Regions from separate parts of the Homo sapiens genome. Here region 1 is linked to region 2. Evidence: chromatin loops called from intact Hi-C (ENCODE). Cell type or tissue: heart left ventricle. All regions are shown on one strand. Links, peaks and the distances in the headings refer to the core of each region. The heading gives the core; the rest is flanking DNA.

Region 1 (6,917 bases), core at 1,713-4,212, 890 kb before region 2:
AGAAGGGTGGGGCCCGGAGAGAGGAGGGCCCAGCAACCCCCGCTGCCCTCCAGCGCTGGGGAGGCATCTGAGGGCAGACCACGGCGCCCCCGCTCCAGGTGACACAATGGCGGCCCAGTCTCCAGCTGTGCGGCTTCCTTCCTGTCTCCACTCACTTCCCCGCCTGCATCCACAGCCCAGCTGGCAGGAGCCCCTTCCTGCTGCCTCTTCGCCTCTTCGAGAGGCCTGGCCTTTGTGTCCACCGGGAGGGGCTGAGGACAGCTGGGAGACATGCACTGACAAGCCCTGGCCCTGGGCGGGACTGGGGCGTGGGGAAGTGGGGACCCACACAGCGGGACCTGGATCTGTGCTCAGGCCTGCCCGCTCCTGGTCCTGGGGTCTCTGAGCCCGGCAGGGAAGATGTCCGGCTTGGCCTGCCAGGGCCTTGCCTTGAGACCCAAGCTGCCTGCTCACCCTCTCTGGGCCTCAGTTTCCCTGCAAACAAAAGCCTCCCTCCCCGCAAAGCTCTGCCTCCCCAACAGCCATGCAAGGTGAGAGTGTGCAAAAGTGTGAGATGACAGGCTCTTTTCTTATTGTGGGGTGGCTGAGGCTGGGGACGACCCGGGGACCAGGCCTGCACCTTCTCCCAAGAACTTGGCAAGGTGTGGAGTGTGAGGCTCATTTTACAGACGTACAAACAGGCTCGGGGAGACTGAGTGACTCACTCAGGGTTGCTCAGCAAGTGAGAGTTGGAGCTGGCCCTTCACTCCAGTTTGCAAACCAGACCACAGGGGCCCCAGACCCTGAAGCAATGTTGATCCTCAGTCTCCCCATCCATAAAATGGGGTGCAGGGAGCTATGGTCTCCACGCATCCTGCTGGAGGAGCTGCTGCCCTTCCTATCACACCTTCCATGGCTCCCACCGCCCTCAGCACAAAGCGCAGCTTCCTTTCTGATCTGGCCTCAGCCCAGAGCTGCAGCCCCAGTGGCCCATTCCCCCACCTGCCCCTTCAGCTCAGAAGACACCTCCTCTGGGAAGCCTTCCCTCACCTCCTGCTGGGCTCTTGCAGCCCTGGCTTTCATTGAGGCCCTTCCCTCCCATCACACTGCCTCATCTGGATGCCAGGGACCAGGTCCTACCCCAGCCCCCAGGCTGGCCCAGAGCACATTCCACTTGAACTCTTTTTAGGACAGCCAGCTCACTACCTCCCCAGAGCAGCCCATCGCTCTGCTGACCAGAAGCAAATTCCAGAGCTGACTTAAATCTGCTCCTCCCCTGTGTCATGGCAGAGGCCCCTTAGAAAGTGCCCACACACTCCTTGACGCCTCCAGAGACCAAAAGGCATCAGGAGGGTGTTGTCTCCAGCTAAAGCGGCTGCGGAAGGTCGAGCAGGGCAGCCCCTGCCCCCGGCGCGCTAAGCCGCGTCTCTGGGAGAACCTGTCTCCCCTTCAGTTCTCTGTCTGGAGTTGGGGTGAGATTCAGGCAGATGCCCTGGGCTGGGCCTGTCCAGGGAAACACAGCTGCCCGGGTAAGGAGGCTGCAGCCCCTGGAGGGTCAGGTCCACAGGCCTCCTAACGACACGTGCCGGCCAAAAGCTCCAGGCTCTCTGCGGGGTCAAGGAGCGACTCAAATGCTCACAGGGCCAGGAGGGCAAACGTGCCTAAGTGAGGCAGGCGGACACAGGGCAATAGGGGTTGGTGGGGTCTGTGCCTAACAGAAACACACACTGCCCCCACCCCCATCCTGCCCAGCTCCTTCCAACCATGCACAGGGACCTGTGGACCCAGAGCAGGCAGATCTTCTGAATTTAAAACATCTGAGGTTCAAGTGCTGTCTGCTATCTCTGTTTTGAAACACCTGCCACTATGGTGAGACTTAAAGAAGGTATCGGCTGCAGGCAAAGCTGCCCCCAGGAGTGCCTGGCCTGAAACTTCTGCTTGCTTTCTTCTCTCCTTCTCTCCCCTCCCCTCTTCCCTTTTTTCCTTCGTTCTTTCCTTCCTTCCTTCTCTTTCTTTTCTCTCTCTCTCTCTTTCTTTCTTTCCTTCTTTCTTTCTTCTTTCCCTTCCTCCCTCTCTCCCTGCCCTCTTTCTTTCTTTCTTTCTTTCTTTCCTTCTTTCTTTCCTTCTTTCTTTCTTTTCTTTCTTTCTTTCTTGAGACACAGTCTTGCTCTGTCACCCAGGCTGGAGTGCAGTGGCGCAATCTCAGCTCACTGCAACTTCCGCCTCCCAGGTTCAAGTAATTCTCCTGCCTCAGCCTCCTGAGTAGCCAGGATTACAGGCGCACACCACCATGCCCGGCTAATTTTTGTATTTTTATTAGAGACGGGGTCTTACTATGTTGGCCAGGCTGGTCTCAAACTCCTGACCTCAGGTGATCCACCCACCTTGGCCTCCCAAAGTGCTGGGATTACAGGCATGAGCCACCACGCCCAGCTAATTTTTGTTTTTAGTAGAGACGGGATTTCACCATGTTGCCCAGGCTGGTCTCGAGCTCCTGGGCTCAAGTGATCCACCCTCCTCAGCCTCCCAAAGTGCTGGGATTACAGGCGTGAGCCACCGCGCCCGGCCGAAACCTCTGCTTTAAAACCAACTTCTCCCCTGTTCTGGCCTCTGCTCTGTTCCTCCCTCTCCACCAGGACAGAGGTTGGTGGTCTCCCCAGGGTGGGGGGATGCCCTGCTGATCCCTCCCCACGGGAGCCCTCTCAGGGCCCCGTGAGGAACAGACCGGCCAGCAGAGGGCACTCCCGACATGGCCTCAACCCAAAGCCAGGGAGCAAAGCTCCTTTACCAGCATGGGGCAGGTGGACCCGCACTCCCAGCTCAGGGCAAGCAGGTGGACCCGCATTCCCAGCTCGGGGCAGGTGGACCCGCATTCCCAGCTCGGGGCAGGTGGACCCGCATTTCCAGCTCGGGGCAGGCGGACCCGCATTCCTGAATCCACAGTTTTGGTTTCCACAAGAGGACAGCCTGGGCCTGAGTCCAGGGGCTGAGAGGAGGAGAACCAGGGAGGGGAGCTGGCCCAGCCTGTCCCGTTTGCTGCAGAGCCCAGAGCTCGGCTCCGAGCTGAATGGTGGGAGAAGAAACCTTGCGTGGACCTGAGTGAATCACAGTCTCAGTTTCCCCTTCTGTAAGATGGGTGGCTGTGAGGAGGGGCACGTACAGGGCCGGGCAAGTGCAGTAGGATATGGTCCACGTGGGTCCACCTGCCTCCATCCCCACCAAGGAAGTGAGTGGTCCACCAGCCCCAGGAAGTCTCAGCCTGGCCTGCTGCAGCTGCCAGTGCCCCCCACACCCCCATCGCGGCCGGGACTCCTGTGCCTCACTCACCTGCTTCCTGCAGGTTCAGTGACAGCTGTCCTGCCTCTCTCTGTGGCCAATGTCAGTGCAGGGATGACACGGATTTTCCTGCAGCTCAGCCAGCCTGGGCTCCTGGGAGGCCGACATGGGCTCAGCACCACCCAGGCAGGGCTGGGGACCCATCAGGGCCATATGTGTAGGGGGTGACCATGAAGCCCCAGGGTGGTTCCTCCCTTCTGAGAGCAGAGGATGGGGCCAGGTGCGGTGGATGTGCCTGTAGTCCCAGCACCTTGGAAGGCCGAGGCATGAGGATCGCTTGAGGTCAGGAGTTCGAGACCAGCCTGGCCAACATGGTGAAACCATGTCTCTACTAAAAATACAAAAAAATTAGCCAGGCATGGTGGCACACGTCTGTAATCTCAGCTACTCAGGAGGCTGAGGCAGGAGATTCGCTTGAACCCGGGAGGCGGAGGTTGCAGTGAGCCAAGATTGTGCCATTGCACTCCAGCCTGGGTGACAGAGTGAGACTCCATCTCAAAAAACAACAACAAACAACAATAAAAAGGCAAGGGCAGAACAAGGCCAAGACCCGTCTGCTGCCAAGGCCTGCCTCACTGGTGGGACAGAGAAGAGACGTGCAGATGCTTGACTGCTGACTGACTGCCTCTGGAAGGATTTGGAAAACCTGGCTTCAGAGGCTGCCCCTGAATAGGGGACCGAGAGCTGGGGGTGCTATGGTAGGCCAGGGTGCACTTTTAAAATCCACAAACATTTTCCCCAACATTTTATTATGAAAATTTTCAAACACATAGAAAAGTTGAAATAGGCCAGGTACAGTGGCCCACACCTGTAATCCCAGCACTTTGGGAGGCTGAGGTGGGAGGATTGCTTGAGCCCAGGAGTTCAAGACCAACCTGGGCAACATGGTGAGACCTCGTCTCTATAAAAATAAAAATAAAAAAATTAGCTGGGCATGGTGGCATGTGCCTGTAGTTCCAGCTACCTGGGAGGCTGAGGCGGGAGGACGGAGGCAGCAGTGAGCTGTTAACTGCCCTGCTGCACTCCAGCCTGGGTGACAGAGCAAGACCCTGTCTCAAAAGAAAAGAAAAGTTGAAATATTTTTCAGCCAGCACCCACATACCCACCCCCTGGATTCAACGTGAAGGTTTTACTGCAGTTGCCCCACACATTACCTACCTATCTTGGGTTTCATGCTTTTTTTTTTTTTTTTTTTTTAATTTATGACAGTTTTGCTCTTGTCACCCAGGCTAGAGTGCAGTGGTGCAATCTCAGCTCACTGCACCTCCGCCTCCTGGGTTCAAGCAATTCTCCTGCCTTAGCCTCCCAAGTAGCTGGGATTACAGGTGCACGCCACCAAGCCCAGCTAATTTTTTTTTTTTTTTGTATTGTTAGTAGAGACAGGTTTTCACCATGTTGGCCAGGCTGGTCTCGAACTCCTGATCTCAGGTGATCTGCCCGCCTCGGCCTCCCAAATTGCTGGGATTACAGGCATGAGCCAATATTCATTGCATTTTTCCATGTGTACCTACAATACTGTGAAACTTTGTTACATTGCAGGCTCATTTAAGAAATCACAAAAAAAGAAAAAGAAATCATCCGAGTTTCCGTTTGGGATGATGAAAAAGTTTTGGTAATGGGGCGATGGTTGCACAATATCGTGAACGTAATCAATGCCACTGAATTGTACGCTTAAAAATGGTTACAGTGGCAAATTGTTCGTTACACGTATTTTTTTTTTTTTTTGTAGAGACAGAGTCTTGTTCTGTTGCCCACACTGGAGTGCAGTGGCTCAACCACAGCTCACTGCAGCCTTGAATTCCTGGGCTCAAGTGATCCTCCTGCCTCAGCCTTCCAAAGTGCTGGGATTATAGGCATGAGCCACTGTATTCGGCTTGTTATGTGTATTTTACCACACACATACAAGAAAGTTTAGGCCAGCCATGGTGGTTCATGCCTGAACTCCCAGCACTTAGGGAGGCAGATGCGGGAGGATCGCTTGAGCCCAGGAGTTCAAGACCAGCCGGGGCAACATGGTGAGACCCCATTCTCCACAAAAAGGAAAAAAAAATGGCAATACAGCATGCCCAAAATGATGGAATTTTACCTTTAATGAATGAATTGCATGGTATGTGAATTGCATCTCAAAAAATCTGTTTGTCTTTTTTTCTTAAATATCATAGGCAGTGGTGGGCAGGGGTTCTCGCTGCCCGGGAAATGGTCTCGGAGCTGGAGCTGTTCTGTCGGGTGCAGCGGTGGACGCGTGACTCCTTGCATTTTTCAAAACCCATGCAAGTCCACAGCACAAAGAATGAACTTCGCTGTATGCAAATTTTTTTAAATGAGCCAGGATGTCAGGGGAACCCAGGAGGAACGCGGCCTGTGACAACGGACTCTAATTGAATTACAAATGTGTGACATCACTCAGGGAGAGGGAGTGGGGGAGAGGCTGCTCTCAATGATTTTGGACAACACTGTTTTGTCTACATCCTGAAGCTCAGGACAAAACCAACTGTGTACAAACACTGGACTCTAGTTAGTAGGTTTGGTTCTCCCAGGGGTACATCTTAGCAATTCTGAAACAACGAACACTGGGATTGAACAAATAAGTAAGTTGTGCATCATGGGAGCCAGGCGTCTCCTGGTCAGAACAAGAAGTGAAAAATCAGCACAGATAAACCCATGGGGCTGGGAAGGCTGCGTCTCCATGCACAAGAAAAGACACTGGACCCTCACTTTACACCAGCGGTCCCCAGCCTTTTTAGCACCCAGGACTGGTTTCGTGAAAGACAGTTTTTCCACTGACCAGAGGGTAGATGGTTTTGGGATGATTCAAGCACATCTCATTTATTGTGATGTGCTTTTATTTTTTATTTTATTTCTATTATATTAGTTGAAATGGAGTCTCTCTCTGTCGCCCAGGCTGCAGTGCAGTGGTCCGATCTCGGCTCACTGCAACCTCTGCCTACCCAGGTTCAAGTGATTCTCCTGCCTCAGCCTCCCAAGTAGCTGGGATTACAGGCGCCCACCACCATGCCCAGCTACTTTTTTTGTATTTTTAGTAGAGACAGGGTTTTACCATGTTGGCCAGGCTGGTCTCAAACTCCTGACCTCAAAAGATCCACCTGCCTTGGCTTCCCAAAGTGCTGGGATTACAGGTGTGAGCCACTGCACCAGGCCTCTAATATTATTTCAAACAGAGTCTTGCTCTGTCACCCAGGCTGGAGTGCAGTGGTGCAATCTCAGCTCACTGCGACATCTGCCTCCCAGGTTCAAGCAATTCTCCTGCCTCAGACTCCTGTGTAGCTGGGATTTCAGGCACACACCATGCCCGGCTAATTTTTGTATTTTTAGTAGAGACGTGGTTTCGCCATGTTGGCCAGGCTGGTCTTAAACTCATGAGATCAAGTGATCCTCCTGCCTTGGCCTCCCAAAGTGCTGGGATTATAGGCGTGAGCCACGGGTGCTTGGCCGAGATAAATTAGACCTCATCAAAATTAAAAACTTTTGTGCATCAAAGGAAACCATCAACCAAGTGAAAAGGCAAGCCACAGAATGGGAGAAAATATTTGCAAATCATATATCTGACATGGGACTAATATACAGAATATATAAAGAACACC
Region 2 (6,917 bases), core at 2,175-4,674:
GTGCCGGGGGTCACAGGGGGGATGGAGAGTGAGGGTTTCATGGGGGCAGAGTTTCAGTTTGGGGAGATGAAAGAGCTCTGGAGACAGGTGCTGAGGGTTGCACAGCAATGTAAATGTGTTGAGTGCCACTGACCTCTGCAGTGGGACGTGGTCATGATGCTGATTTTCTGTGATGTGCATTTTACTGCGATCAAAAATTAAAGGCTGGGCGCAGTGGCTCTTGCCTGTAATCCCAGCACTTTGGGAGACCAAGACGGGCAGACCATGAGGTAAGGAGATCGAGACCATCCTGGCTAACACGGTGAAACCCTGTCTCTACTAAAAATACAAAAAATTACCCAGGCGTGGTGGTGCGCGCCTGTAGTCCCAGCTACTCGGAAGGCTGAGGCAGGAGAATCGCTTGAACCGGGGAGGCGGAGGTTGCAGTGAGCTGAGATCGCACCACTGCACTCCAGCCTGGGTGACAGAGCAAGACTTTGTCAAAAAAAAAAAAAGAAAGAAAAAGAAAAATTAAAATAGGATGGGCGTGGTGGCCTATAATCCCAGCACTTTGAGAGGCCGAGGCGGGTGGATCACTCGAGGTCAGGAGTTTGAGACCAGCCTGACCAATATGGCAAAACCCTGTCTCCACTAAAAATACAAAAATTAGCCAGGCGTGGTGGTGTACGCCTGTAATCCCTGCTACTTGGGAGGGTGAGGCAGAAGAATCGCTTGAACCCGGGAGGTGGAGGTTGCAGTGAGGTGAGATCGCATCAGTGCACCACACCCTGGGCGACAGAATGAGACTCTGTCTTTAAAAAAAAAAAAAGAAGATAAAAAGTGTTCGGCTCATGGACCAGGAGAGACAGTCAGGAAGATGGACAATGGGTTGGGCACAGGGTCCACAGGCTTCCCTCAGGAACAAAGGCAAGAGCAGGGAGACCACGGGAGGAGCTGAGGCTGCATGTGTAGGTGAATGCAGTGACCAGGTGGGCACAGAGGGGCCAGAGGGACCGGAGAGGCAGGGACAGAGCTGGTCCCAGCCACACAGTGGTGAGTCCTCAGGTCCCACAGCCCCTCCACGAACACACCACATATGCACAGGTTTCCATGCTCACAGCCGCACACACTTACACATATGTGCTGGTAACACACGTGTACAGCTCACCCCCACCAAAGTCAAGCTGGCACTTGATGTACAATCTCACATGGGCGACATTCTGGAGACAAGGCAGGGAGCGGGTCAGGGCTTCAGCGGGCAGAGGGCTGACGGCAAAAGACGGTGAGGGGATTGGGGGAGGACGTCGTTGGTTTGGGGTCTTTGTTTGTTTGTTTTTGTTTTGCATCAGAGTCTCGCTCTGTCGCCCAGGCTGGAGTGCGGTGGTGCAATCTTGGCTCACTGCAACCTCCGCCTCCCAGGTTCAAGCGATTCTCCTGACTCAGCCTCCCGAGTAGCTGGGATTACAGGTGCCCGCCACTATGCCCAGCTAATTTTTGTATTTTAGTAGAGATGAGGTTTCACTGTGTTAGCCAGGCTGGTCTCAGTCATGGTTATGGCTGTAAGATGGTCTGCATTTGTCAAAACTCACAGAACAAAACACGAAAGGAGTGCATTTTACTGTATGCAAAGTAAAACTTTTTTTTTTTTTTAAGAGACACAGTCTGTCTGGCTCTGTCACCCAGGCTGGGGTGCAGCGGTGCAATCATAGCTCGCTGCAGCCTCAACCTCCTGGGCCCAAGCGATTCTCATGCCTCAGCCTCCCTAGTAGCTGGGACCACAGGAGCATGACACCACACCAGGCTAATTTTTAAATTTTTTGTAGAGACAGGGTCTTGCAATGTTGCCCAGGCTGGTATTGATCTCCTAGGCTCAAGCAATTTGTCTACCTTGGCCTCCCCAAGTGTTGAGATTCCAAGTGTGAGCCACCACATGCAGTGCTTATATCGTCATTTTTTAAGTTAAAAATAGAAGAAAATAAAACACCATCCCAGCCAGGAGCCCCCAGACCTGGCCCTGGGGGAGGCGGGGTCCCTGGGCCACCTCCCATCCTAACGCCCTGTCCTTTGGAGCTATGTCCCAGGAGAAGAGCGTGAGCCTGCCACACATGTGCTGGACAGAGTGCCCATGCACTGCCCTGACACCAGAGAGACCCTCAGAAAGCCCCAGAGAGAGCCGCAGGGCTGTGAGCAGCTCAGAACACGGCGCTTTCGCGGAGCAGCCGGGAGGCTCCTTGCCCAGGACAGGGAGTCAGGAACCTGGCTGCCCGGTCTCGTTTCCCTTTTCTCTAGGGCTACCAGGAAGGTCAGAGCTGAGGCTGAGGCCCAATAACAGCAACTGCAGAGGACCCGGCACCGGCACACACAGGCCCTGCGCTTCTGTTATGGCCTTGACAGTCTATTCCAGCTTCTGTCTCCCCGGGCCCGATTCTGAACAGTCATGTCCTTGTCTGATTTATAATCCTCTACCTGCGTGCGCCTGGCCCGTCTCCCCAGAGGACTGCGGGCTGGGCCTGTGTCCTGGCTACCTCTGCAGAGCCAGCACGGGGTCAGGCTCAGCAGGTGCCTGTGACGTCAATTACAGATGCCAACACCTTCCAAAGACAAAGTGCTTTGTCATTAGCTGACTGGATGGGGAGAGAGGGACCCAGATAAGAGAAAGACAGAGAGAGAGAGAGAGAAAAGGAGACAGAGACAGAGACAGATGCACAGCAGACAGACCAAAGGAGACAGAAAGAAATAGGTAGACAGACAAACGGAGAAACCAACAGAGACAGACCGTGAGAGAAAGAGACAGAGAGACACACACAGACAGGCACGCTGGCAGAGAAAGAGACAGACCAAGAGAGATAGAAACCAGAGAGACAGAGACAGACAGAGAGACAGAGACAGGCAGGCCATGGGAGACAGAAGGAGACAGGCAGACAGACAGATGGAGAAAGAGAGAGAGACAGACACAGACAGAGATGCAGAGACAGACAGACAGACCAAGAGAGACAGAAATGAGAGAGACAGAGACAGACAGACAGACCAAGAGAAAGAGAGACAGAGACAGACATAGACAGAGATGCAGAGACAGACAGACAAATAGACACATGGAGACAGACAGGCAGACGGACAAAGAAAAAGAGACCAAGAGAGAGGAAAGAGACAGAGAGTGGCACACAGACAGACAGACAGAGAGGTAGGCAGAGAAAGAGAAGAGAAAGACCCAGACAGACAGAAACAGACAGAGAGAGACCGTCAGACAAAGAGAAACAGGCTGAGAGAGACAGAGACAGAGAGAAAGAGACAGAGAGAGACAGAGGGATGAACTGGCTCCTGGCCTCCTAGGAAGATGCATAATTTCGGAGAGGAGGAGGAGGACCTCCCTCCCCCAACCAGAGAGTGAGGAGAATAAGACACCTCCCTCCCTCCCCAACTCTGGACCCAGCCCCAGCCCAGCCCCAGCGCTGCACAGGAGCGTTCTGTGGCCTCTGCTGCCCCCCAGAGGCGTTCACTGGAAACATGCCCTCCTGACGCGGCTTCCCAGTGGCTGGAGACAGTCCAGTCGCTCCTCCTTCCTGCCCTCATTCCTGCCAGGACCCCGCTCAAATCCCCTCCTGGGGTGCACCTGTGGCTCACAGGTGTGTCTGTCCAACGCTAACCTCCCTGGCTACAACTACTGCAAGTATTTTTCCTTATTTTCCCTTTTTATTTCTTTTTTGGTTGTAAAAATAAAATGTTAGCTATAGCCGGGCACAGTGGCTCACACCTGTAATCCCAGCACTTTGGGAGGCTGAGGCGGGAAGATTTCTTGAGCCTGAGAGTTCAAGGCTGCACTGAGCAGAGATCTTGCCACTGCACTCCAGACTGGGCGACGGAGCAAGACCCTGTGGAAAACAAAACAAAAAACAACAAAAATGTCAACTATAAAAAATTCATATAGAATATGTGTGGATGTTGAAAGCTGGAAGTCCCACCTAATTCTGCCCCACCACCCCAGTCGACCTTGGTGACACGGCATCACTGCTGGCCTTCTCCACCAGGCAGGAGGTCCTGTATTTCCAGGAGGTCTTTGCTTACGGGCCCATCTCATTCTTTTTTTCAGCTGTCTTCGTAGGGGAGCATTTTCTCCTTCCTTTCAAATCTCTTTGAAATTACTTCCTGTTCTACTTGTTGGCAGTAGGGTCATTTCTGCTTTTCCTGGCTCTGCCTTGACCTGCAGGCATTTGTTTATTGTCTGTCTTATATCTTCATGGGGGTGGTAGCAGGGGGCCTTGGATCAGCTTCCAGCAGAAAATGCTCATCGAGTGAATGACCAAGCAAACACTTCTCTTACGGATGGATGGATGGATGAATGGATGGATGGGTGAGTGGATGGATGGATGAATGGATGGATGTGTGGGTGGATGGATGGATGAGTGAATGCATGGGTGAGTAAATGGATGAATGAGTGGATGAGTGAATACATGAATGGATGATCGGATGGATGAATGAGTGGATGAGTGAATACATGAATGGATGAGCGGATGGATGGGTGAGTGGATGGATGGATGAATTGACGGGTGGATGGATGGATGGATGAGCGGATGGATGGGTGGGTGGATGGATAGATGGGTGAATGGATGGATAGATGAGTGAATGCATGGGTGAGTGGATGGATGAATGGACGGGTGGATGGATGGATGGATGAGCAGATGGATGGGTGGGTGGATGAGTGGATGGATGGATGGATGAGTGGATGGATGGGTGGGTGGATGGATGGATGGGTGGGTGGGTGGATGGATGGATGAATGGATGGATGGGTGGGTGGATGGATAGATGGGTGAATGGATGGATAGATGAGTGAATGCATGGGTGAGTGGATGGATGAATGGACGGGTGGATGGATGGATGGATGGATAAGCAGATGGACGGGTGGGTGGATAAGTGGATGGATGGATGAGTGGATGGATGGGTGGGTGGATGGATGAGCAGACAGATGGGTGGGTGGATGGATGGGTGGGTGGACGGATGGATGAGTGGACAGATGGGTAGGTGGATGGATGGATGAGTGGATGGATGGGTGGATGAATGGATGGATGGGTGGGTAGATGGATGGATGGATGGATGGACGGGTGAGCAGATGGATGGGTGGGTGGATGGATGGATGGGTGGATGGATGAGTGGATGGATGGGTGGGTGGATGGATAGATGGGTGAATGGATGGATAGATGACTGAATGGATGGATGGGTGGGTGGATGGATGGATGAGTGGATGGGTGGGTGGATGGATGGATGGGTGGATGGATGAGTGGATGGATGGGTGGGTGGATGGATAGATGGGTGAATGGATGGATAGATGACTGAATGCATGGGTGAGTGGATGGATGAATGGACGGATGGATGGATGGATGAGCGGATGGATGGGTGGGTGGATGGATGGATGAGTGGATGGATGGATGGATGGATGGATGGATGAGCGGATGGATGGATGGGTGGATGGATGGACAGATGTCTGTTCGGCAGGAATACAGAGCAACTGAGACGTGCCTGCACTGCTGGAGGGAATGCACAGTGGTGCAGACACTTTGGAGAGCAGCTTGGAAGCTTCTAGAATTAAGCACGTATCTGCCATGCTACTTAGCAATCCCACTCCCAAGTATTTCCCAAGAGAAGTGAACATTTATGTTCTCGCAAACACCTGTACATGAAGGTCAATGGTGGCTTTATTCATAGTGGACCAAGCTGGATATAACCCAAATGTCTTCAATAGAAGAATGGATAAATAAACGGTGGTGCATCCAGACAATAGACTATACTACCCAGCAAAAAAAAAGAGATTAATTACTGATGTGGGCAACAACCTGGTTGAATTAGTATCTTCAATAGGAGAAGCCAATCAGGAAAGGCTACACACACTACATGACTCTGAGATAGGAGGTAGCAGGACGGGTTTCAGAAGACACAGGTCACAAAGACCCCACTGATAAAACAGAGTGTGGTAGAGAAGCCAGCCGAAACCCACCAAATCCAAGATGGCGAGGAAAGCGACCTCTGGTCGTCCTCACTGCTCATTACATGCTAATTATAATCCATTAACATGTGAAAAGACACTTCCACCAGTGCCATGACCGTTTACAAATGCCATGGCAACGTCGAAAAGTTACCCAACATGGTCTAAAAAGGTGAGGAAGCCTCAGTTCTTGGAATTCCTCACCTCTTTTCCAGAAAATGCATGAATAATTCAGCCCTTTGTATAGCATGTGATCAAGAAATAACCCTAACAATAGCCAGTCAGCAGCACCCAGGGAAGCTCTGCCTATGGGAGTAGCCACCCTTTTATTCCTTTACTTTCCTGTCACCCAGGCTGGAGTGCAGTGGCATGATCATAGCTCGCTGCAGCCTCGGACCCCTGGGCTTAAGCGATCCTCTTACCTCAGCCTCCCAAGTAGCTGGAATTACAGGTGCATCTCACCACGCCCAGCTGATTTATTTATTTTTTGTAGAGACAGGGTCTTGCTATGTTGCCCAGGGTGGCCTCAAACTCCTGGCTTCAAGTGATCCTCCCAACTCAGCCTCCCAAGTAGCTACGTCTGCAGGCGTGGGCCACCACGCCCAGCCTTATCTTTAGCTTGAATTTGCATTCTGTTTTTTGTTAGCTGTCAGAGGTGCATTGAGCAGTATCCCCTGTGGCTATCAGTTGTAACTTGACTTACAGAATGACAGCCGTTTGGGTTTGCAAAAGCCTTTCACAGTCTGAGTGCAGCCTCCCAAATGCAGAAATCTCTGATGCAAAGCCCCACAGGCCCAGGGCTCAGTTCCTCTGGGGCAGGGCTCTCCCCACCTGCCATGGAAGGCCTCGGAAAGTTCCGGCATTCAGAAAGTGCTCGTGCTGTGTCCAGTCTGCCTGCTCCAGCCCGCCATGCAGTCAGGCCTCTAGACTAACCCACAGACACAGACAGGACCTTCGGGCAGTG

Evidence for each region. Hi-C counts contacts between places; a loop is a spot of excess contacts. Peaks named below come from ENCODE experiments on the same cell type or tissue, not always from the same donor. Only the 100,000 strongest peaks of a DNase experiment are listed, where the experiment ranks them.
Region 1: a loop joins it to region 2, with 10 times the contacts of the local background. A loop is called at or near these places in 13 of 110 quality-filtered maps.

Annotation. Positions count from the first base shown.
Region 1 is chr7:2,464,895-2,471,811 of GRCh38, reverse strand. No RefSeq gene overlaps it. Among named protein-coding and RNA genes, the nearest start is that of GRIFIN, 8.0 kb to the left of the region's middle. RefSeq lists an enhancer at 117-720. In heart left ventricle, for the core only: a CTCF peak has its summit at 2,705 (motif pointing right); a DNase peak (open chromatin) is centred at 2,731.
Region 2 is chr7:1,576,218-1,583,134 of GRCh38, reverse strand. All of the region lies in intron 3 of PSMG3-AS1 (PSMG3 antisense RNA 1), which reads right to left. Among named protein-coding and RNA genes, the nearest start is that of PSMG3-AS1, 9.6 kb to the right of the region's middle. RefSeq lists enhancers at 5,763-6,585, 6,586-6,917. In heart left ventricle, for the core only: CTCF peaks have their summits at 3,274 and 3,474 (motif pointing left); a DNase peak (open chromatin) is centred at 3,454.